Regions from separate parts of the Mus musculus genome. Here all the other regions are linked to region 4. Evidence: chromatin loops called from intact Hi-C (ENCODE). Cell type or tissue: left cerebral cortex. All regions are shown on one strand. Region 1 overlaps Nos1ap (nitric oxide synthase 1 (neuronal) adaptor protein). Region 2 overlaps Nos1ap (nitric oxide synthase 1 (neuronal) adaptor protein). Region 3 has its middle 12 kb from the start of Gm7694. Region 4 overlaps Nos1ap (nitric oxide synthase 1 (neuronal) adaptor protein). Region 5 overlaps Nos1ap (nitric oxide synthase 1 (neuronal) adaptor protein).

Region 1 (5,000 bases), 51 kb after region 4:
AAGTCAATTCTTCAGAGACTGGCCTTACTCTGGGAGAAAGAAAATACCTTAGAATTGGCTCTCTTCTTATGCGCAACACTGCCCATCCCCACCCACTTTCCATCCACTTCCCATCCAAATCCGATGTTTTAGCCCTAAATTATTCTACCAGAGTCCAAACTGTGGCCTCTCACTGAAGTGCTTCCCTACCTGAGTATCCAGCTCAGTTGGAACACGCACATGTAAAATGCACATGGGTCTGTGTTCTGATAAGGACTACAATATTTCCTACTGGTCTACAAGCCACACTCGAAGGTGAAGCTCGATCTACCAGACCATTCATCGTCCTGGGACCCATTCATAAACATGTGCGCACATGCAATGGTTCCCACGATGGATAGCTCCAAATCCAAATCTCTCATGGATTCGTGTCCTTTTTCATTAAGATTTCAACTGAGATTCTGAGGGCTGAAATTATTTGCCCCACACCGTTCAGTCAGCAAAACGTTTTCACTCAGAAAGCAGCTACCAAATTTAGAGTCACATTAAACTGTTGTGATTTCTCCAGTGCACTTATCTGTATCTGAAATTACCTTACTCATTTTATTAACATTATTATAATTAGTCTTCTTTCTCTCCTTCTACCCGCACTCCTAACACTGAGGCTAGCTTGTAATTCTCAGAACTAGCAAGGGTTACTTTTGTCTTCTTCACTGTTACATCCCCCCCCCCCATGTAACCTAGAACAGTATCCAGCTCACAGTGGGGCAATGGATAATAGCTGTCAAATGAAAGAGCAAATGCTAACAAATGAAATATATGGCTGTTTCTTCAATAAATACATAGAACATGAATTGAAGCATCCTGGAATCTGGGTCTAAGTCATAAGTACCAGCCACCAGTTTCTGAGAAGCTACTCGGAATACTACAGGATAAACATGAATTAGCAAGGGACAAATATGCAGAAAATGCCAGCCTACCTGTTATGGTTTGGATGTAAAATGTACCCATAGGTTCACACATCTGAATAGCTGGACCCTGCTGAGGGACTGTTTTTCAGGAAGATGTGGTATCTTTAGATGGGACATCGCTGGAAGGAGTGAGTTGATGTGGGGAGGGCCCTGAGGTTTATAGCCTTGTCCCCTTTCATGTCATGTCTCTGCTTCCTGACCCACTGAAATATGAGATGAGGGAACCCAGTCATATTCTCCTGCCACTGAGGAACCACCTGTAGCCATGCCTTCTCCACCGTGACAGACTATATCCCATCAAACTGACCAGAATAAATTCTTCTTTGCTTAATTTGCTTCTTTTCAAGAAAATTAACTAATATACCTAATCTTGGCAAGGCCTTCCACCCATTCTAGGGAAGAGGTCTTAAGAGATAAAACTATAAATAAATAGGATGAACTAGATAAAGTTGAAAAAAATACCTTAACACCCTGGGTGAGTGGAGACAGGCGAGATCGGTGGAACTTTTATACAGGGAGCTGTCGAGGGAGGGACGGACTGACTACAGGGATGCCTCCAACTCCCAAGGTTAGTACAAGGTATGAGGATGTCCTTGTGTCAAGCTGGTGGAAGTACAGCCCTCTGTCAATCAGCCAAACCACTATCAGTCTAGGTGCTGCTGTGAGTGACAATATGTATGCATGTGATTAGGAGCCCCATGGATGTAGAGGAAGACACCCAGGTGATCTGGATGGGGCTGATTTGGTCAAAAGACCTGGGTGGCAGAATGAGAAGCCCCTGAAGGAACTCCACCTCTGGACAACAGCTTGCCTTCCTGCACAGTGTTCCCACATGACACACTGTCCTGTGCCCTGTCCAACAACTCCCATAACTGCAAAAGCCTGCTCCTTCCTGTGCATCCCTCCTTAGACATTACCCACTGGTTCACTTCTCTAGTTGAACCCTGACTGATTTGCTGGCTAAGCAGGATGATCTCATCCTGCTGAAGAATAGCATGGCCTCTCCTACCAGCTGTATCCATAGTGAAAGCCACCACAGTCCTTCCCATTTAAACTGTTTGGGTACATGTCCACACTATGACACCTTAAACAAGGACTATGGACTAGTAAACAAAACCATATATACCACTCCATTACTTGAAACTAGGGCCAGACAGATATTCTATTGTGGCTGCCCTGCCTCCTAAGAGAAGAAGGGTGCACAGGTAGAAGAAGACACCCTCCCAGACAGCCTAAGCCCCACGCCATACCACATCCCACTGACAGGACTTCACTGGCACCCAGACTCATTTCTGCACTTGATATGTGGAAGTCCTGCCAACTGAGTCATGCTTGGCCATCTGCCAGTCCTTCTCCTTCGGAAGCAACTGTGCTCACTACAGGAACCAAAATCACCCACCACGGGCCTGCTGCCAGTCCCAAATGTCACCTCCCCCAAGGCCTTCAGGAAGAGAGTGGTATGTGTGCTCTCATCCTCATCTCTGGGCACCAGGATTTTGTCAACTTGCTTCTTTCAGTGACCTCTGTGTTACCATCCTCTTCCTGATATGCTTCGCTGGCCCAGCATGCCGCTGCAGAGATGGAGCACAGAACAACTAACAAAGTACCAGGCACAATAGAACCTTCAGGATAACACACCCTCCCTGGAGTCCTACACATCATTTCACTGCAGTATAGCAACTCATTCCGTAGTTTTATTAAGGATAGGAACAATGTAGGCAGGAGGTGGAATGAGAGCCAATCTTCACTGTCAACTTGAATGGATTCAGAATCACCTGGGAGACATACAATTTTATCTTTGGGGATGTTCCCAAGAAGGCTTAGCTGAGGGAAAGCTATCTTGAGTGTGGGTGGCACTTCCCCACAGACTGGCATCCTGGACTGAGTAGAGGGGCCAGGAGAGAAAAAGTAAGCTGAGTACCAACATTCATCTCTCCCTGCTTTACAACTAGAGGCACAAAGTGATCAGATGACTGACACCCATGGTACCACCATGATGGACACACACTCAAACACAAGCCCAAATAAATCCTTTATTTTATTATTTTTGTCAGAGGTCTTGTCAAAGCAATGGGAAAGGGAACTACTACTACTGAGGACAACTGGTCTACCCCTGATCTGTTTAGACACTAATCCATGCAATCTATGGTATAAGTACATGTGTACTTAGACAAGTGATTTAAAGAGCAAAAGTAAGAGGTAAAACTTAACATGTCTTTTCCATAAATGACAGCTGTAGCGAACGACTGACAAAACTATTCAATAGTCTTCAGGGTGTCTATTTTTCAAATGTGCATCTGTGTCAGAATGTCTTAGATCTCAAGCTCTGAGGAAAGAAAACCTGCCTAAAGGTCCATACATATCACTGATGTTAAAAGCCCAAGCAAAGAACAACCTGAGATAGGGATGGCCCCTCTGGGAGGCACTGTTCTAAACTCCCCAAGGTGTTTAGACATACATCAACTGAACACCAAGATGACTGAAAGAAGCAGCCTAGGCTATGCAATCAAATTCAGTGTCCAATTCTCACACACCTTCCACAAGAAGCTCCTGAGATGGTAACTCAAGCCTTCCTTTCTGAGGTTTTTTGCTGGTACCCAACCACTACACAATCCTTCTGCTGGCCACACCAAGAAAGAGTTCTGAAGTACCTCACATCCTCAGAGACTACCACAGGGGTTCCCAAACTGCCAAAGAGGCAGGCAGACAGGCTCTAAGACATACAGTTACTACCAGTTAGGTTAAAAATCTAGAGCTACCTTAAGTAAGGCGCCAAGATAAATAAGAGACCCCTGATTACTCCAGGCCTCCCTAGCTGCAAGACAGTGAGAAGAGTTAGGGGTATAATGGGATACCACCATGCCACGCCCAAAGGGACATCATTTGGGATCTTCTCTGAATCTTTACTACCACCCATGTCTACTGCCTCTGAACTGAATGGTACCTAGGCAATAAGGCTCCCAGGTCTGCAGAATGGAAGACTTCAGAGATCAACGGGTCCAAGTTCTCCTCCATCTCCAGTCAGGCTTGACTCATCCTGCTGAGGAAGAGGGCAACTTCTCAACAACAACGAGGGAGTGCAGCAGCATCCAAAAATCCCATGTCCATTTTTCTCCAGGAACATCGTCCTCCTACTTGGCAGGTATCGTCCTCTCTGTACCCCATCCGTCAGGAAAGCCTCTGCCTGCAACAGCTTGCTGGCAACCAAGTCACTCTGTTGACATTGCTTTCACTTGACATCATTTAAGACCCTAGAGCAGATTTCACACTTGCAAGCAAGCCAGGGCTCTCCACTGTTCGTAATACCATCCTATTCATTTTGAGACTAGAGCTCCAAAAGTCTTAAAATACAGTAAACAAAATAAAAATGAGTCATTCTTGCGGGAGGGAGTCCTTTTTCTCAGGAATGAATTCCATCAGGGGTCAACGAGCTCTGCTCTTCTCCTCCGTTGTCAAAGGGGGTAGTCCTCACCACAGTCATAGCCAATCAAGGAGAAGCCCCACAGCTCTGCCCTCACGGCTGAACCAGAAACCCTGACTCCAATAGCTTCAGCTTCCCCATGTACTCTTCCCCAAACACAACACGACAGTTCCCACCACAGGGCTTCTTCCCACTTGATGCTCTGTCAAATCCTGTCTAACTTAGAAAGCCCCACTGAGCCAGAATCAGCAGCCCCAGTCACATACCTTGAATACTGTGCACGATTTGACCCCATTTCATTTCCTTCAAACCACTTATTCCTGCCTAAAAATATACCATTTCCTATCAGCCTCTGGATTTGTTTTAGGACAAAAGACTATCTGTCTTACTCACAACTGCATCCCTGGTACCTGGCATGCAGGAGACAGATGCTCAGTAGATGTTATCTGAATGAACATCCATTGAGTAATTTCATGGTTATAGCTCAGGCCTTGACATCAGATACTCCTTGGTCCAAATCCTGGGACTGATGTTCATTAGTGCCATGACTCAGGGAAGTATTTCATCTTACCTAAAGTCACAAAGGTAACACTACGTAGTGTTTGGGTTTTTTTGAAAGGGCAACATAG
Region 2 (5,000 bases), 82 kb after region 4:
ACACACACACACACACACTACTCTAGGTTGAACCATGGTCTCCACATATGCACTCACATTCACATATTCAAACACATCAAGAGAAGTGGAGTATATTTCTTTACCCCTATAGTCAGTTATGATCAACAGAAGACAGCAGAAGAGATCCTGTAAAACTCACAGAGCCAAGCCTTAACAGTGCCCTACCAAACAAAAGACCCACCATGCTATTCACCTTGTGTACAGCTGGGCTAAGCCCTACCTGAATTCCCAGGCCATGGATCATTAGCAAAATGCACAGCTGTTGTTCCTAGCCTGAGTCTTATGGTTGTTTACTAGACAGCAACAGATAACTGTATCCAGAGATTAGCGGTAGTTCTGTTATTATGTGGTTATGTACCTTGGGTCCTCTGTTTCCATCCAAAAAGTACGTCTACACTAGATAGCTAAGGTGCCATTCGGTTTTGACAATCTGAGCCATAGTCCAGAGAGTATCTGCTAGGCATACAGAGGGAACAACTATTTCATGAGTAGGTAAGGCAGCCACAGACCAGGGGGTCATATGCCCTGGAGGGTACTGATCAAAGGAGACAGATGCTAGAACAATGTAGGGCCCATAAGTGTTCAATACATTATGGTTTGGAAATGCAATATGTAGAGAAAATCTCTTGTGTAGTGTATGGAAGATTCATCTGTCAATAAAAGGTTGTTGACCTATTAGCTTAGGTAGGAACTAGGAGGAGGGAGGTCCACTGGGGAGTGAGGATTCTGGGACTGCATCAGGCAGGGAGGAGATTCGCCATAATGATGATATAGACAGTCTTATGAACCTGAGGCAAGGTAACTAGCCACATGGCAGAAATTAGAATAGAATAAATGGGTTAAGTCACAAGCCAGTCAGGGAACCAACCCAAGTTTATGGCTTAGGATATTTTATTCACAAATAATTCAACCTCAGAGTGGTTATTTCAGGAACTTTGGCTCAGGTGGAAAAGCCTGTGGTTACAGCAACATCCCCACAGGCTCGCATATCGAACTCTTCAACCCCAGCTCATGGTGCTATTTTAGGGGGTAGTAGAAACTTCACAAAGTGGGTGTTAGCTCGAGAAAGGAAATAACGAGGATATGCCTTGAAAGCTGTACCTGGTCCCCAGTCTGCTCACCACCAGCTACCTCTGCTTCCGTTATGCCATGAGGTGGGTGACTTCTGCCACATGCTTCCACCATCCCGATGGGTGGTAAAGATCACTCCACTGTGTGGAGCATTTGCTTCTGCGGGGCAAGTAAACACCTGAGCGCTGCCCTCCCGCTGGCTGCATGTCAAGTATGTGAGGGGTCCTGCAAGGCTAGGGTTCCCCTCTGCCATCAGAACCAGGAACTAGGACCACGGACTGAACCATCTGAATCCATGAGCTAAAATAAACCTTTCCTTCTTTAAGTTGTATGGATTGGGTATTCCGTCACAGTGACCAAAGTCCAACTGATGTCAAATAGTCTCCATTATCTGATGCTTACAAACTCTGTGAGAAACAGACAACACTCAGTGTAACAATCGCTACGAAAGTCTTCAGAGTTAGTACTTCAGAGTGCAACAATCAGCGGCATGCAACTAAGACATTTAAAAATTACCAAATATATAAGCATTTGAAGGATGGAAGAGACCAAAGGCTAGCTTTAATCAACTCGGCTGTGAGAACCATGGCAGGCAACAGCCTCCCTGAGCCTTATATCCTAGTTCATATAAACAGACATATGGAGACATGCATGGTTTAAAAAAAGTAGAAAGACTTAAGTGAAGCTTTGCAGGTGAAAGCATATAGTTTGGGCTTCATTGTGATATGCATTTGGGGTGGGGTGCATGCAGGAAGCTAGGGTCTCGGGTACCCACATCCTCCTCCCTCCACTTCCGGGGTACTGGGATTGCAGGTGTGCACCACCACACCTAGACCAGTGGTGTTGAGGATGTGACCCAGAGCTTCACGCATGGTAGGCAAGCACTCTACCAACCGATACCGGAAGGTATGTGTATTTAAGAACACGGAAGTTCAGCCAGGGACATGTCTTCCCAGGTAATCCTAAATCTTTGTGTTTCTGTGGAACTCTGAAAAACTAGAGGCATACATCCAGAGAATCTCTCCATCCAGTGTTGCTTCTGAAAAGCTGCCAACCCTTGGGAAAGGAAGCCTTGGGCTCCTTCTCCAAGGTGCCTAGCAAGGCAACCAGACATTTGCATTTTCCAGTTGGTGCTTTTCCAAAACAAGGAGCAAGTGCCTTGTGCTTTAACCCTGAAATGCCCATGATGATGCATGCCTCAGGACAGACACTGCTCAATAGAGATGGAAGCTAGCTACAGAGGCACTAACTGGCATGCCCAGGGTCGGTCGGGAGTGACGGCACACAAAGAGATGATCTTCTGTTTCTGCCTCTGAGCAGGTCTTGGCTGACATGGTATCTGAAGAATATGCCAGAGTCCAGCATCAACTACCAAGAGCCAGAATTCAGAACCCAGTCCATAACGTCAGCCTGGCCTAGAGAAGCTCCACCTACCCTTGTCTCTTCTTCTCTACTTCACGTTACTACACATGCCTGCCCCCCTGTGTTTCAGATCTGCGTTGGGAACACAACTTAGACCAGCCACGGCTCCTCTTCTTACTGACCACCACTGTCTGTGAATCTAGAGAGTTACTATAGAAACTACACCACGCAGCCCCCAGACATTTGCTTAGAAAAGAAACTACACGTTTAGTACTAGAGGGGGGAAAAAAGAGTGGGATCTAGGAAGTTGGAGCCAAGCTTCAAGCTCAGTATTTCTTAAGGACTGCAAACAGCTTTGTTAGGCCACCTCAATACTCACTAAAGCTACACACGTCCCATAAATATATCAACTGCTTACCAAATCCATAGGCCCAGACATACAGCAGCCCAATTGGGCATAGAGGAATTGGACTATTTTGTCTAAAACTATTCTTTGGTTGGCTGGGTGGTTGGTTTTCTCAGCTAGGACAATGTATCCTAGGCAAGCTACCAACTCATGGTAGTCCCCCTGCCTCAGCATTCCAACTGCGGATTATACTAAGAATTGGACTTTTCTTGCAATTTGTATGTGCACACATTAGATTTTTGACACCTATCTGGAACCAAATGCAGAGGCCCATGAGAAAAGAATAAAAGATAAAGAAATAAAAATTAAAAAAAACTTTAAATCGTCCTAGTCTTTCCCCCACTAGTTCTCTAAAAAGAAAAGGCTCTGATGAGGCTGGAGAGATGGTTCAGTGAGTGGCTGAGAACACACACACTGCTCTTACAGCAGATCTGAGTTCAGTTCCCAGAACCTACTTCAAAGAGTTCAGAAGCTCAGAAATATCTGTTACTCCAGCTCCAGGGGACTCCAGGAGACTCCAGGGGGCTCCAGGGGACCTTCATTCACATGCACATAACCACACACACGGACACACAATTTAAAATAATAAAAATATATATTTTAATAGAACACTGTGATTAACCAAGCAAGACAATGCCAATTTCTTAGTGTATGCATAACCAAGAAAATTAAATCTTAACCATAATAAAAAACATTATACTTTTAAGAAACTGCTTACCAAATCCATAGGCCCTGACATACAGGAGCCCAAACACCCCATATCTTAGGCCAACCAGATCTATTCCGAGATAGAGACGTGAGATAGGATCTTGGCTGACAGATCCCCTTTACTCAGCAATCCAGCTCTGTATTCCGAGGGAGAGTTTGACATCAATAGGGTGAAGAGGTAACTCTAATTCTAGAAGATATGACTGAGAAAAGTTGGGGTTTGGGGGGGATATGAGTCACCAATTCATCCATCTGCATGAGAAAAGGGGAGGAACTGTAAAGATAAATGACCTCTGGGCATCTGACACTCCAATGATGTTTTGCAAACTAAAGGAAATTGACACCTGACGGCAGTCCTTGCACAACAGGCTAACCTGCGGGTCACTGCAGAAAAGAGAACGGAGCAAGTCTGCCTTTTGTCAAAAGTCTTGTTCTCAAAACCCAATCTATACAGAGCTCGCTTAAATTCCACTCAGTAACAAGCACACTGTGCATGCTGAGCATCCCTGCGCGTTTCTTTCCTTAAGTTATAGGTAGGACTGGGCATCAGTCACGAGCAGAAGCCTTTTCCACTGAAAAGCACCATTCCGGGAAACTCCACTGCAGTCTTAGAAGCCAGAACTCCTTACACAGAGAGGTGCCTCATGGTCAGGTCACCGGGTTGCCTGTCTTATACACAACCACTGGTCCAGCGAGGTTTCCACTCCACCCCTCCCCCAAGGGTGGCTTTGGCCTTGACCCTGCAAATTCCAGTCTGGGCTAAATTCTTCATCAGCAACTGCTGAGATTTAACAGTGCACCACAAAACTAGAAAACAGGTTTCACCCCACTACTACACCAATGACTGACACATGCTAAAGTGTCCAAAAGCAGACATTTGGGAAGTAACTTTTAACACCTACACTCAACTACTTGGAATGAGTGTGTGTGTGTGTGTGTGTGTGTGTGTGTGTGTGTGTGTGTGTGTGTGTGTGAAATATACACATATATATATAACTTTTTTAAAAACCGGTCAGGAAACAAGCATTCTCCTTTTAAAACACCTCCAAAAGCACCTCTCTCATGGGAGGCCAGCAGGTAAATAACACCAGCGCTTCCTTAAAGCTTTCTAAAGAGCCAGACATGCAGGCTGCGCTGCTCAGCCTTCTCCGGGAAGTAACTCAATCCAGCCTTGGCGGGCGAGGATGGGGTGTCTGCAGGTAGGAGACGGGGAAGAGGCAGTACACCTCAAACTTTGCAGGTGCTCATTTTTAGCTGTTCTGGGCAAGAGCTGAGAAAGGCCTAGCCCACCTGCTCTGAGTCCAGGACCGCTGGCACCCCATTCCCCCAGACCTGCCCTCTCAGGGCACTGCCCTCCCGGTGGCCCCTCACCTTGGCCTCAAAAGAGATGCCGTGCTGGAAGGCGTCCTCGTTGTGCAAAGGGATCCGTAGA
Region 3 (5,000 bases), 210 kb before region 4:
TATTCTTACTAGCATGCTTACTGCAAGGGAATTTTTGTATCCTAGAAAATTTTTAGAATCCCCATTAAAGCTGATCTTTTGAGTGATAAACCTTCTTTAGTCTTAAATACTTTATAATGTCTTTTAGATTTTATACGTTTTAGGCATTGTGATAACTAACTAAGTAGCAAATGGTAGATTAAAAGCTCACAATGTAAAAATGCTAAGTCACTAACTTTAGTCCCTTTAACTTTGTGCATGGGCATCTTACTGAGAAAGCACTAACTGCATTCTCCTTCACAGTTGGTTATTTTTCCTGGAAATTTAAAAGCTGGGTTTATAATATTAAATTTCTATGAATTGTTACCAATTATACATTTTTGAAATTCTGTGTGTCTCTGCTCCCCTCTCCCCACCTCTAACTGTGTGCATCATCATGAACTCAAACATTTGGACACCCTCAATCACTATGTAACTAAGGTTGCCCTGGAACTTGCTAGGCAGCTCAAGCTGCTCTCAAATTCCAGATTCCCTCATGCAGGCACTATAGGACTGCATGGCCATTCCAGACACTATACTTTTATTCAAAGTCTTTCTTCCCATCCGTTTCTCTCCTCATCTGGAATGTCTAGTTAAGAAGTGTCATCTCTCTTAATTTTTTTCCTCCACAAACTACCCGTGGGTGGAATGATGTTAGTGTAAATACCAGCTACTCTAGGCAGAGGGCAGCATTTATTAATGCCATTTTTGTCATGAAAAATCTTTTGTGGAAGGAATGAGAAACTGCGATCCTAAATCAATCCACACGGGGTCAGGCAGCCATCAAGAAAAATAGTACCACAAGGATTTTTGTTTTGTTTTGTGTGTGTGTTTTTTTCCCAAGCACTGTTTGAGTAACCATGGTAGCTGCAAAACCTGACCGATTTTCCTTGGCAGGTATTTGCCAAACAGAACTCAGTGCCCAGTTGAACGCTTGAACTTCGGAGTCGATAACCAGGTAAGCACATAAGCCGTCCCTCCAGGGGTTTGTAAGCACTCCTGCCTCTTGGCTCCATCGTCTTCTGCAAGAGGAAATGCTTACATGTCAGCGCAGATTCTTACAAACACCCTGGAAAATCAATGTTTTGTGGAGACCCTAACAGCAGCTTTGTTATTGGCTGACATGGATGATCGACAAAGTCCTTAAAATCCCTAAAGTTTTGATCTGGGGCCTAGGAGACAAGGATAAGGTCTCTTACTTTGAAGTGTTACCATAGGGGTTCCATGAAATTCCTAGCACCATTTAAAAAACATAGTCTGCTGTTCCCTCTTCTGGAAAAAGAACAAGGGGTAGAGAAAAGGGTCTCTAAATTCCCATTTTGAAAGAATAATCAGTGTTTGGAGAAATTCCATTTATCCTTGGAGAAGGTCAAACTCAAAAAGATATTTCTAGGCCATGACTAGTTCCTGGAATTGCTCATTAGACTGGTGTGATGGAAATGCACAGAGTTACCGGATGGTGGCAGGGAAGATGAGTGACATCTCCACCACCCCTCATCCTCCACCCCCACTCGTGCACACATGATAACCCTGGCCTTCTGGGGCTCACTTTTCTTTTCATCAGGTGTATGGTTCATAGCCCTCCACCTCTCCCGCCCCCCCAGTCCTGCCAAGATAGCTCCCCTCAAGATGTGAGAATTAATGAGATCATGCACGTCGGGTTTTCTGACCACAGTAAAAGCTTATCTGTGTCTGGAAAATGGGCTTAATAAGATTATAGCATTCCAGAAAAATTCAAGTGAGAGGGCATGTGCAAACTGATCAGAACAATTGCTGGACTAACTACATAGGAGCTTCAGAGATACAATTAACCACCAGTGAAGGCCTAGAATGGCAAATGGATTATTAAGAACTGAAGATGGTATGAGCCCTGTCCCAAAAGCTCTCAGAGACTTGAGGAGAGACACAAAAGGCTGTACTGCTCTGCAAACCACCTGGGACTATATGACCACACAGCATGGGGTAGGGTGGGGTTTGAGGGTGAATATTCCCCATATGTTGAGGGTGAATATTTTCCATATGTTTAAGCGTTTGCATACTTGGTCCCCCAGCTGATTGGTGCTATTTGGGAACATATAGCTCAGCCTGGCCCAGACCTTGTGACTTCACATTCACAATAGACTGGGAACAGCAGAAAGAAACAGAGGGAGGGGAAGACACCGGTGGAAATGTGAAGGATGAATTGTCAAGGCCTGACAAAATCGGAGGAAGGCGCAAGTGTAGCTGAGGCAGTGGTGGTGGCGATTACCTGTAATCCCAGCACTTGGGAGGCTGAGACAGGAGGGTTGCAAGTTCAAGCCTATCCTAGGCTATGTAGTCAAACCCCAACTCCAAAAACCAAAACTAAAACAAAGGCAGGGAAGAGATTCTGGGCAATTTGGGGTCCATGGGTCCTGGGGTCCTGGTGTTCTGATGTTCTGGGGTTCTGGGGCAGAGATGAAATAGCAGCATAAAAGCTTGGAATAGTAGGTAGGTTGAGGCTGGGCAGAGGGTGACCTAGAGTACAGAGAACCATCTGACATCTCACTTCACAGCAAGGCCCTAGTCCTGGTCACAACATACACTACCCAGAGTCACTGACTGATATGGGAGAGGCCGGGCCAAAGTCCCTAACCCATACTCTAACTACTCTTACACGTGAGCTGTAATGCACACAGTCGCTGCCCATACAGGCCAACACAGTATCTCCAAACAATGAAGCTTCCCCAGCCAAACCTTCTCAACTACAAAGCATTCTCCAGCTCTGCTCTTTGTCCCAGACAACACACAGGACTAACTATGCCACGAAGGCTAATCTAAACAGTTTACGAAGAACCAAGGGGCACATGGGAAGTCTGGGCCGGTCAACTGCAGGTGTTGGGAACTCATCTACAGTGCTGATGTCTCAAGCTGGTTGGACTTACTTCCCTCTGCCTCGGAAGTCCAGGCTTGACTACCCTTCGGTGGCTGGGACAATCCCAAACTTCCTGGGGAGCAGTGCGTTGGCCCACGGTGTAGGCTGAACATCAGATCGAGCCAACTAGGATTATGTAAGAGGCACAAGCTTCGGACAGATAAGGCGGCAAACAGAGGGATGCTTTAAGGAAGAAGGTAGCTAAGCAGATGGCATTGGGAAGAGCTGACTATTGAAATGGTAAAAGGAGAAGAATGCTGCAGTTTGCTGGGGGGTTTGATTTGTGGGCCTTTTTCTTTTCCTATAGTAAAGGAAAACACAGGCCATGTTTTCTGCTCCATGCAACCAACATAAACTTAAGCAACTCCCACGGGAGAGAATGCAGTCTGGTGTATTCCAGTTGGTCCTTAAATATTTCTTCAGGCCTGCTTCTCTGTCTGTATTAATAGCCACGTTTCCTGGGGGTAGAGCTTCCCCAGGCTCCCTTGGGCTGGCCTATTCATCATGGCAGCAGCTGGAGATAAGCTGGACACAAAGACTCGTGTCTCAAGAGGGTCGGTCCCTAGATACCGAAAGTGGAGGAATTTTCTCATTAGTACGAAGTTGGTGGTGGGAAGACTGGGCTTTCATCCTGTGCCCCTGGTGAACATGACAGTAGGGAGGAAGGCTCACCGGAGGGGGAAAGACCTCCACAGGGATTTCACTGCACAACTGGAAGATTCTGAAGCAAGCTTTCTTGAGAGATGAAAAGCAGACACGCCACTTGTACTTAGGAGATAGTGAGTCTGAACACATGATCAATCTGTGCTTGTCCCTACTCCCAGGAGAGCCATGGTGGTGGTGGTGGTGGTGTGCTTCATGTGAGGTGTTATAAACCTGGAGGACCTTGTGGGGAGCACTGCTGAGTGAAGCCTAGATGACCCAGAGGGTCAAAATCTCAAGAGCTAATCATGGCCAGGCCGGGCTTGGAAATTCAGAGGTTTGGGATGGCAGGGAATGAAGAGACAATGGAAGCCTACAAAGTTCCTGAACATTCTTAGCATTCACATACCTCAGATTAATTCCAAAACTGGTGAGAAAGCTGACCAATAGGAAATTCTCTGAGTTGGGAACAGCATCTGGGGTGCAGGCTCAGAATTTCAACCAGGGTTCCCCACTAGCATTGCACTGACCCAGCAAACCAACTAGAGTTCTCAGTAGCCTAGACTGTCAATGTCCTTTAGCAATTGGTTTAAGCCCAGAGGAAATGGGCCCTCTTGCAGCTGAAATGAATTGGCCTGCTTTGGGTGATTCTGTCTGTGCTCTAACACATCTTGTTAGCACAGTACCTACAGGAGAGGCATGGCATCCTCGTCCACTGTTAAGAGAGGGCCCCGTATTGTCACCAGTGTCTAAATTAAAATGCATCTTCCCCCTCTAGTTTCTAGACCAGATTAGAGGACAGCTTTGAAAAAGTGTCATATGCACACCCACTTCTACACTTATATTTTAAAAATCCCTACTTTTTTATAATCATTTCTGCATACTTGACTATAGGCAATAAAATAAAACAAAAATGTTGCACAATTGTGGGAAAGGAGAGCATGATGTAGCAGGCGCATTTTAACACCTGATTGATGACAGAAGAAGAGCCCAAAGCCATCCAATAGAAAAGGTCACCTAAAGAATGGTCACTGCAGCACAGACTTAAAGAAAAATGTTGCTGTTGTTAAGTATTTTCAACGCCTTTTCCCATGCATAGCATATCACTGGGTTGGTTTTTGTTACTCCTGCTTTCCTGGAATAACATAGCTGTGCTCTGCAGTGGGGAAAGCCAGCTAGCTTAAAAAGTCCATCCTTCCTTCCTTCCTTCCTTCCTTCCTTCCTTCCTTCCTTCCTTCCTTCCTTCCTTCCTTCCTTCCTTCCTTCTCTCTCTTTCTCTTTCTTTCTTTCTTTCTTTCTTTCTTTCTTTCTTTCTTTCTTTCTTTCTTTCTTTCTTTTCTTTTCTTTCTTCCTTTCTCCCTCCTCTCTTTCTCTCTCTCTTTCTTTCTTTCTTTCTTTCTTTCTCTCTCTCTCCCTCTCTTTCTTTCTTTCTTTCTTTCTTTCTTTC
Region 4 (5,000 bases):
GGCTCAGCATGTCACCTGAAAGAAAGGAGGCCATGCCAAGGGTCAGACATGGCTTGTGCCTTGTAATTCCACTACACAAGAGGATGGGGCAAGAAGACTGTGAAAGTGCTGGGCTAGCCTACTCTACAAAAGTAAGATTCTGAGATAGCCACATAGACAAACAGACAGACAGATAAATGGATGGTAGATAATAGATGGGTAGACACATAGACAGGCAGACATATAGATAATAGATTGATAGATGATTGATATACACATACATATATACTACATACAAACATAATACACATATAAACATACATAAATAGACAGATACATTAAAAGAAATCCACCCCCTACTCCTGCTGTTTCCTGATTGTTCTGTGAAATGGCTTTCTGGTTCCTATCTCTACAATTCTGGGGCTATATAAAGACCACACTTAAAAATATTCACAACTCATATATACCCTGCATTAGTCGACTGCCTTCACACCCAGCTCCTCTTGGGCCAGAATAAACAAAGATCCACTTGGCTCTACAAGGGACAGAACAAGGCTGAAAGGACAAAGTGACAAGTGACAAGGATACATGTCAGTAATCTGTATCTGAGCTACCGAGGAGTCCCTCTTTCTGGGAGAGGCTGACACATTGGGGGAGGTGTGCAATGGAAGGCAGGCAAGGACGGACAGCGGCCTGGGGTGGTAGGGTTGCACTAGGAGGCCGAGCCTGCTTTTCTCAAGGAATAGAAAATGAGGCATGCTGGACCTTCCTCAGCTCTCAGCCACCTGCAGTATCCTGCTCACGATGTGCATCTTGAATAAGCCAGGACCCAAACCATTGACTCCCTGGCCCACTGCCAGCCCTCCCTGCGATCCAGGCCCTGGGGCTCAGCAAGGCAGTTAAGGGGCTTGGGGGTGAGGAGACAGGAGGCCAAGCTCCCTCAATGACTGTTTTCAGGAGGCCAAAGGCAGGTGTGGGCTCACCTCCTGAATCAGCCCTGGGGGAAGCCTAACAAAGCAGGTGCCAGATCTTCTCATCGGGAGGTCTATCTAGAGGGGAAGGAGGCAGGGCACGCTGCTCACAGAACACTAACAACACATTAACAGGACGACTGCCACTGGAGACAACAGGGTTGAGAGGGATGTAGAGAAGCCATTTGTCACTCCCACAGCCAACCATCGAGTGGTTAAAAGGCCTCTCCAGGGAAGCAGGTCTCATGCAGCCCAGAGAGTGTGAGGGGCAGCAGCTACCCAGTCTTTTTGATGCTGACTGAATACCCAGGGGCTGGGGGCTATACAGTGCACCCTGGGTCAGCAGGTCTCTGCTCTGCAGGCTTTCAATCTAGCCCTGCCGGGACAACAGAGGCAAGCAGGGAAAACCACCAGACAGGGACCGAGCTCCTCGTTAGGACCCTGAACAAAGAGTTTGTGCTGCCAACTCCTGTTCACTCTGTCCAGCTACGGCCCTCTATGAGGTCTCTCAGTGAATTCTTACAAACAGAAACTATTTACAAGATAGCTGGGGAGAGCCACAGGTCTCTACAGAGTGTGGTGGGGACACAGAAGACAGAAAAGCTATTTTGTAGGTGTCAAAAGAAACTTGTAGGGAAAAAAGGGGGGGACACTGAAACTGGGCTCATGGAGAAGCAGCAGAAGCTGGACTGGGTCTTAAGGAGATGAGCTTCAGCCATCCAGAGAAAGAGGTGCCTGCCAGGTAGAAGGAAGGATGGAGAGCTAGCTGATAGGAAGATGCTCCTGACCTATGCTGGGGCATGCCTGCATTACTTGCAAAAGCCTATACACCTTGCTAGGAGCTCAGGGTCCAATCTAGAGATGGCAAAGCATCATAAAGAGCTGTACACAGGACAAAACCAACAGGGCTGCCTTTAGAGAGACAAGCTGTCTCCAAAGGAAAGGATGAAGGGAAGCTAGCCTAATGCACAGGGACACAGGGACCTCCACAAAGCATACACTACCACTCTACCACTGAGCTACACCCCGACCGCTACAGGCTGCTGTGCAATAAATGACAGGGCTCCCTCTACTTGGAGAGGTCACCAGGGATCCACATATTTGAGAAATATTTGTTTAGAAGGCAATTTGGCATGGGTAGCTCGGGCAAAATCTAGAGAAAGGAGTCTAAAGTGACCCTGAGGTTTGAAGCGTACAGTGGCTGGGTAACATGACTTTCACTGGCGTAAACTGGCATCCATAAAAATCCAAGGGAAAGCAAAAAGCAAAGAGGCGAAACATCTGCAGAAATGACAAATCCAGGTTTTTGACACACCAAATTCAAGGTGGCTTTGGAACACAAAGCGGGGTGGGAGTGCCACACAGAATATATGAATCTCAAGCTCTAAAACGAAGTTTATAAAAATCAAATAATGGCCCTTCCTTACATCTAGTGCTATGCACTGCCTGGCAGTGTTCCCAGATGGAAGACAGACACAATCAGGAACACAGATGATACTGTCTGGCTAGACACTTGGAAAATGAGGACAATCGGCCTGCTCTTGTAGGATCTCTGAGCCAGACTCCAAGTCTCAGTTCCCAATCAAAGCAGCGCCAAGCTCAGACTTTGCAGAGAATCCTAGACTCCCCACTCACCAGCTCTAGGCTAGAGCAAGCTGTTTAACCTTTCTCTGCCTTAGCTTACACATCTATAAAGTGGGGTGATCTCACACTCACATCCACTTTTGAATGGATTGATACTTTTGAAGTGCTGTCTGCGGGTGGCCAGACACAGCAACATGACAGAGTGCAATCTAGACCCTGGTCTGTTGAGGCTGCATAAGGACAGGAACATGAAGCAGTGGTGTCACTAATATAACCCTTCTCTGTAAAAAGCTCAGTAATACCCATTCCTTACTGGGTTATTGGAAACTAGGATCAAATCACAGTAGATATGAAAACCCACCTAAGCAACTGTGAAGACAACAGAGGCCACAGAGAGACCTCTCCACACAAGTCAGAGAAGTGTGCCTCTTGGAAGCTGTCCTTACTGTGGAACCAAAGCTGTCTCATTACGTAGTACTGCATCTTTATCCTATATGGTGTCTATGATCCCAGGAGAACTCTGGTCATATATCAAAACCTGTGTCATATGCTAAGTACAGAAAGTCACAGGAGACCAGCCTGGGCTGTCAGAGCCTGGCTCACTTTTCAGCTCGGCACTGGTGTGAACTGATAATGCTTACCATGACACAGACACCCCTGGCCAGTGGAATAAATAGGAAGAGGTGACAAATATGGTATAAGATTTCACTGGTGTGAGGTCTGTAGAGTAGATAAATTCAAGAGACAGGAGACAGGCCAGCGTTCCAGGGCTGGGATGAAGTTACTGATGAATGAGCACAGTTTATGACAGAGATCATAAAAGGCTTCAGATATTGACAGTGGTGAGGGAAACAAAACATTGTGGTTTATTTAAACCCACTGAGTTTAAACCCACATTGCAAATGGTTAAAATGAAAATCCATTTACATATGAATATGTCTTTAAAGCCAAAGAAGACATTAAAGTGAGGATGTCCAATGTCACCTGTGGCCAATGCCAGAAAGATGAACAAAAGGTCCCCAAAGGCTGCAACAGACTTTCAGCATTTCCTTTTCTTACAAGAGAACAAACTTTGTTTAAAGGATACCCAATAGCCAGGCTTGGTGGTGAACGGCAACATCATCAAATAGCCGCCTAAAGCAAGAGAATCATTATAAGAAACTGGACCGTTGCGGGATGCGTTCTGACGTTCCTGTGGAAACTCAAAGACATCACTGTTTACTCTTAGGTATGTACTGCTGTAAGAGAGCCAGGACTCTTATTTAAAAAGCAACTGTGTGCTTTGCTTTAACAACAAACTCTGGAAGCTAATGAATTATCTCTGCTCATTTTTTTTAAATCATTTTGAACAGAGTGTAGTGGCTCACATCATTAATCCCAGCCTTCAGGAGTCAGCGGCAGCAGCAGGCAGAGCTCTGGGAGCTAGGTTTACATAGTAAGTTCCAGGACAGTCAGGGCTACGTAGTGAGACCCAATCTCAAAAAGGGAGGCAGAGATCATTCCTGAATCCCTCTTCTTTGGGACAGAACGGAACTGAGGAACTTTTCACTCTGGTTCGAATTTAAGGATAGATGTGTGTGTCAGTCGTGTGTAGTCTAGGTACTCAGAAGCCTCTTAGTGACCTGGATTCTCTTGAGATGCGACCTGCAGGAAAAATTCCTACAAATAGCCTGCCATCCCTCCTCAGGTAAATACATCACCATTCAGGCTTTCCTTCGGGCTGCTTTCTGAACCTAGAAAGCCCATCCCAGCTTCTTTCTCAAGCCCTGTACTTACTGTTCCCTCTGTGTGAAACACTCTTCCTGCAGAGAGCCATATGGCTCACTCCCTCTGCATACTCACATATTTAAAGACTCACTTCAATACAACCAAGAAGTCTTCCCCAGCAAGCTGTAGAAAAACAGTGCTCGGGCAACCTCCGGCTCTCCCTGGTCTCATGTCCTAATTTAGCGGTCTGCAGAGAATTTATTCGTGACTCTGTATTTCTAGCCTCTCCTATTCTTTCTCACCATCAGAACGTAAGCTTCCACTGAGCAGGGACATTGCCTTTCAGACTCTGTTTCCAGAACCTAAAATAATGTTGGCTCAGAAGTCAATACTTTCTCCCCACAGAGAGTGAGAGGGAAAAAATCAAGACCAGCTCTCAGTGCACCAATCTTCATGTTGATGAGAACGATCGCCCAAGCCCACCTGCGAATTCTGATTTGCGTCCTTTGCTTAAAAGGAAGACAAAACCCCCACTAAACACTGCTGAGAACACATTAAGTGTTTTCTTAAGTTTAAACAAAACCAAGTTCCCTTTTGAAGAAAAACAAAAAGGCAAACATCCAGTGTTTGACCAGTTCATGTCTCATATACTAGAAGTATGATATGGAATATTAGCCAATAATAAAAGGACATGAAGTGTTGGTGCATAAAAAAAGCACAGGTTAACTGTGCAAACACTAAAAGAAGCCAGACACGAAG
Region 5 (5,000 bases), 95 kb before region 4:
GGGCATGCTAAATAATAGATGTGTGTCTTGGCAGACTGTGGAAGGTAGGTCCTCGGGGTCAAAGCTGATGATGTCACTGGGCAATCGTAGGTTAAAAAGGAAGGGCGCAATCTGGCATATCCAGTCTTTCATCACACCATCTCTGTCATTAGCTGCCTCTGCATATGTTTCTCCTACCCAGAACACCAGGTATCTGTGCTTTATTTCATGGAGCACAGAAGACACGGGGTCTTGAGCTTAAGAGTGCTCCATACTTCAGCCAGCATTCTAGATTACACAACAAAGAATGGCCTTTCTGTTCTCCACACATGAGACAAGGGGAAAGCCATTTTTCAGGGCACAGGGTTTTGTGTTCCTTCCAATTCCTATGCTTGTGGCCTAGTTTCAAGGAGGTGGGAAGCTTGCGATTTAAATGGATTTAGACTAAGTGTGGGGAGGGGGGTCCTAAGGATGGGGCTGGTGTCCCCATAAGCACTTGATTGAGAAGCTGGGCTTGGTGGCACATCAGTGATCCTATCCTGTCACTTGGGAGGCAGAGTCAGGAAGGCTGAAAGTCTGAGGCCAACAGCCCCCTTGGTATTGGTGAAGAGGTGGGGAAAGGGAAGGAGAGGGAGGAGGAGCGCTAGGCTGAGAAAAAGCCCTGTGAGGAAACTCTGCAAGACAGTGGAGGGCCCACTAGTAAGAGGGCCCACACCAGAATCAACTATGCTGGCTGCCAGTCCCCAGGCTATGAGTAATAAATGCTTGCTATTGAGCAACCATATCTCTGGTGCTCTGTTATGGAGCCCACCCTGATTGAAACAGAATTGGTGGTGGAGGAAATGGTGAAAGTTATCAGAATGAGAGGCAAGAGAGATGGCTACTCATGATAAGTGATGCAGAGCAGAGCTGAAGCCCTGGGAACCAGCACAGATGGGGCTGAACTGGTCTCTCCCATTCAAAGGCCACTATTCCCCCTCATTTGCCACATCAGCACCATAATAATCCTCATATAATTTAGCCATTGAACCCAGTGATCTTTAATAGCTTCTAGGGCACTATCATTCCATTATCCTATTTAACAGTATCTAGTGCTCACCAACTTGGCCCTTAGTGTCTCCACACACGAGTTATTCTAGCCATACATAATTGGATCTCTATGTGGAAAAAGTGGCCACCCTCCTTTCACCACACCTTTGGGGCTATTCCATGAATCATGCTGGGTGTCAGAAGAAGAGGCATGCCCTCCCCATTTTAATCTTTCTAAAACATTGCATCTTAGGACCTGACTAAAGATGTTCCACATCACCCACGGCTGAAACAAGAGGATCAAAACTGATACTGAGCACTACCACCAGATTCAAATCAGTTCTCTTTTTCTCACCAAGCAGCTCCCTATCACATGTGTCTTGTATGCTATGTCCTGCATGTGATAAGGAACCTCAAAGACACCATGGGGCAGAGACCTTGGCACCCGTACTAGCTCCCCATCCTGCTCTTCAGCCAAAGCTGCCGTCTGAGCATTTATATATAGGCATCCCTTGTACTATTTTGTTGAACAAACCCTTTCACTCTAAAAATAAAAAGGATAAAAGAACCACTGACTTCCTGCAATAATTCCAGCGCTCTACTGTATTGTCTGTCCTGAGCATACTTAGTTTTCCCCCATCTCTATACTTGGACTTAGCAATTACTACCCCCAAATTCCTACTCAGTCCCTAATCCATCTTATCCTATAGTTCTATTTCAAATAAGACCTCCTGTGACTATCACAGCCTTAAGGAATAGGCTAGCTAGCTTTACAATAATAATAATATATATATATATATTACTTCCTGCTCTGAACAAGGTTCTTTTTCCTCCTTGCAACCAGCATCTAAGCTCTTCAAAAGTAGACATATAAACTCTTTGAAGGTAGATATTATGTAAGGTCAGCCTCTTCTCTTCAGTGACTATTCACGGAATTTTTAGCCAAGTACAAGGACTTCCTCTGACAATGTAGGTGGCTGGCTGGGGCTGCTGTGTTAAGAATGTGAAGAAGCAAAGGGACAAAGCCAAGAAGCATTACAGAGCCCAGCTGCTCCCCGTGGGGCAGGAAAGGCATATACGGTCTATAAACCTAGGCTTGTTAGCATCATCTATAGCTGAAGAAAGGAAGACCCCAGGCAGGAGGGTTGGGGGCGGGGGACTTGGCTGGCTGCCATCTAATTTGAAGAGGGATAATCTTCCCAAAGCAACCCTGGTGTTCTCTTCTGTTTATTTTCAACCTATCTGGCTATTCTAAAGAACCTACCATGAAATCTCAGAGCTGATGGATCTATATATTTGGTCAGTGCTGATTGCTTCGTGGCCCCCCAGACTTCAAGGCCAACTGCTATGTTTTTTTCTATCTACAGACCACAGACTCAGCCTCTGTAGCCTGCTTCTCTTTCCCTAAGAACTTAATGGCTTTTAGGTAATGGGGCTACTGAGAGGAAGGACCACAGGTAAATTGCTCTCTTTCCTACTTTTTTTTTTTCAGAAGAAAATTGAAAAAGGAAAATGCAGTGGTGACAGCTCTTTGAAAATGACCTCTAATGGGCAACTTGTTCTGTAGCAATCAGTGTACCCTGAGCCCAAATCAAAGATCCTCTATGACTAAGTTCCATAATAACATGCCATTTAACAATTTATCAGTGTGGCATAATTATGCCCAAAAGAAAACAATTTTTCTCCAGGCTAAAAGGAGTTCAGTTTCAACTACTTTTCCCCACAGCTTTTTAAAAAAGTATAATTAGGAAGAAATACTCAGTTGTAACCAATTACATTTAGATCACAGCTTTAAAATAAGCAATAATTAAAAAAAAACTTCAATGTGTTTGTCCATTTCTTAAAGTGTTGAAGGTCACTTTGTAGAAGACCCCCTCGATTGACGTCTCCTTATCTCGTAACTGCTTCCCCAGTGGCTACAGAGAACAACAACAAATCCAATTTAAACTGATCTGTTCATGAACAGTGCTGTCTGGACCTGAAAAGGCCACTGACCTTGAGAAACTGCCTACAAGGTGGCTCACACATTTCAAACTCAATGAGCTTAACAGGAGGGCACCCCCAAACCCACCCTGCTTCTCTGGATATACTGAGGCCTCTTCTAAGCCAGAAATGGGATGGGGTGGCCAGCTAACAAGGAAAGCTCTAGCATACCAGTGTGAAAAAGAAACCCATCTCTACGTGCATTTTGCCTGAAGGCATCTGGGGCACTCAATGGGTCCTTTCCATTTGGAAATAGAATTCTGTTAACAGAAAAACTTTTCCTATGTTCATTCTTTGGACAACCCTCAGCCCCACCCTGTACACACACACACACACACACACACACACCTACCTTCAGCCCCACCCTGTAACACTTATACCTACTCTCAGTCCCTACACACCCACCCCATCTGATACACACACAAACACACACACACACCTATCCTCAGCCCCACCCACTACACACACACACACACACACACACACACACACACACACACACACACACCCTTACCCTCAGCCCCACCTTTCCCCTTGTTCTGCTTTGGAATTCAAGCAGTCAGACTCTAAGGGCTCCTGGTTTGTATTTCTAGTCTACTCTTAGGCTGATTTCTTCTTTTAAAAAAATGTGGCCATTCTACTGACTTAGTTTTTAGCTTGCCTCCCGCGGTGGTTACTGTCTCTAAGAATTCTCTGATTCATTTTTCAAGGTCCTTTTCTTGTTTTACAATGCAGTGTCTTCTCTTAATACTAATTTTGTCTCTCCCACCCACCCAAGTTTGTGTCTGTGTGTGATTTCTGATGTCTGCTTTCTTTAGCTTGTGTGTGTGTGTGTGCGCCTCTGTGTCTCTGCATTTCCTTAAATAAGTTGCTTCATGGAGTCGGACTGTAGATCCAAATTAACAAAGGACAGTAAAAGGCGAATGGAAGCACTATGGCGGAGATACTTACTGTCTAGATTTCACTGATACCGAGCTTTGCTGTAAGATAAACTAGGCTTTTGTTTGTAGAAGAAAGATCTGGATAAGTTTCCTCTGAGACTATTCAGTTACTCCAGGCATGGGGTAGGGGACTTTCACTGTCAGTATTCTAGCAAAGCAAGAGAGGTTGAGGGTTCACCAGGTCCATTTGAACACTTTCCTCGGGCACCTAGGCCTGCCTCTCTCCTACATTAACAGGTACAGCAGCTCTGCCTTACTACATTAATGGACTCCTCCATGCCATGAGCCTTCCCAGGCACTTTGGCTCTGTTTCCTACTTTACCTGGCACCTCCATACTGTGAGTTTTCCAGCGTCCATTCTCTTTGTTGCAATCCACACCTCTCCCTGAGACCTTGGACTGAAGAGGTTGCCTCTGTCCCCAGAGAGGCCATCAGTGTTATCTGCCCCTGTGCTCTTTCTTTCAAACAGTCTTGGAAATCTCTTAATTGTCCATTTCTCCTCCCATCTTCTTTGTCCTACACGTTTCAGAGACAGAATTGATAATACACACAGCCAGGCCAGCCCATCAGGTCACCTGACATTCCTGACACTGGCGAGGTCCTCCAGGGGAGAAAAAACGCTTCTATCATTACCTATGCTAAAATTCTGACAAAGACACCCTCTTCTCACGTCAGTCTTTAAGAGGGCTCGTAGCAATACAGGGAGACCAGCCTGATGCCACCACTGACGTCCCCTAAACCAAAATGCTTAGGTGAGTGGGTGGAGATGGGCAGAAACAGCTGGATTCGAAACTGGTCTGGAAATACCTGTGCTAGATTAGATCCATACCAGAACAAGATCGTGGAACGGAGAGGTAGGTCTTGGGGTTTGCACAACTGCCTTTGAGTGGCCCCAAGCACCAGACCAGGGGAACTGGAATAGAGCCAGGCTCAGGGTGAGATGAAGATGAAGCTTGCTTTTGGATCAGCCCTGGTGTTGCTTGTTTGTGATGGTGACACTTGAGAGACTGACCTCAAATCCAAGGCCAGTCAGGGCTCCAAAGTGAGACACTATCTCAAAAACCAAAA

What was found. Peaks named below come from ENCODE experiments on the same cell type or tissue, not always from the same donor. Only the 100,000 strongest peaks of a DNase experiment are listed, where the experiment ranks them.
Region 1: a loop joins it to region 4, with 2.0 times the contacts of the local background. A loop is called at or near these places in 2 of 42 quality-filtered maps.
Region 2: a loop joins it to region 4, with 2.9 times the contacts of the local background. A loop is called at or near these places in 5 of 42 quality-filtered maps.
Region 3: a loop joins it to region 4, with 2.2 times the contacts of the local background. A loop is called at or near these places in 4 of 42 quality-filtered maps.
Region 5: it touches region 4 in a loop (2.2-fold over the local background); 3 of 42 quality-filtered maps call a loop at or near these places.

Annotation. Positions count from the first base shown.
Region 1 is chr1:170,552,810-170,557,809 of GRCm38, forward strand. The region is part of intron 1 of Nos1ap (nitric oxide synthase 1 (neuronal) adaptor protein); the gene reads right to left. Among named protein-coding and RNA genes, the nearest start is that of Gm46171, 15 kb to the left of the region's middle. In left cerebral cortex, no CTCF peak of the experiment used is centred here; DNase peaks (open chromatin) are centred at 2,302, 2,706, 4,112 and 4,543; H3K27ac peaks cover 2,263 bases.
Region 2 is chr1:170,584,321-170,589,320 of GRCm38, forward strand. It overlaps Nos1ap (nitric oxide synthase 1 (neuronal) adaptor protein), which reads right to left. Exons shown (of 10, transcript NM_001109985.2): 1 at 4,940-5,000. Among named protein-coding and RNA genes, the nearest start is that of Nos1ap, 3.0 kb to the right of the region's middle. In left cerebral cortex, a CTCF peak has its summit at 2,585; DNase peaks (open chromatin) are centred at 2,182, 2,642, 3,307, 4,169 and 1 more place; H3K4me3 peaks cover 3,375 bases; H3K27ac peaks cover 1,231 bases.
Region 3 is chr1:170,291,947-170,296,946 of GRCm38, forward strand. No RefSeq gene overlaps it. Among named protein-coding and RNA genes, the nearest start is that of Gm7694, 12 kb to the right of the region's middle. In left cerebral cortex, a CTCF peak has its summit at 738; DNase peaks (open chromatin) are centred at 768, 3,057 and 4,329; H3K27ac peaks cover 1,929 bases.
Region 4 is chr1:170,502,117-170,507,116 of GRCm38, forward strand. All of the region lies in intron 2 of Nos1ap (nitric oxide synthase 1 (neuronal) adaptor protein), which reads right to left. Among named protein-coding and RNA genes, the nearest start is that of Gm46171, 36 kb to the right of the region's middle. In left cerebral cortex, no CTCF peak of the experiment used is centred here; DNase peaks (open chromatin) are centred at 2,476 and 4,432; H3K27ac peaks cover 1,446 bases.
Region 5 is chr1:170,407,215-170,412,214 of GRCm38, forward strand. All of the region lies in intron 2 of Nos1ap (nitric oxide synthase 1 (neuronal) adaptor protein), which reads right to left. Among named protein-coding and RNA genes, the nearest start is that of Spata46, 100 kb to the left of the region's middle. In left cerebral cortex, no CTCF peak of the experiment used is centred here; DNase peaks (open chromatin) are centred at 592, 915, 1,347, 2,002 and 1 more place; H3K27ac peaks cover 4,239 bases.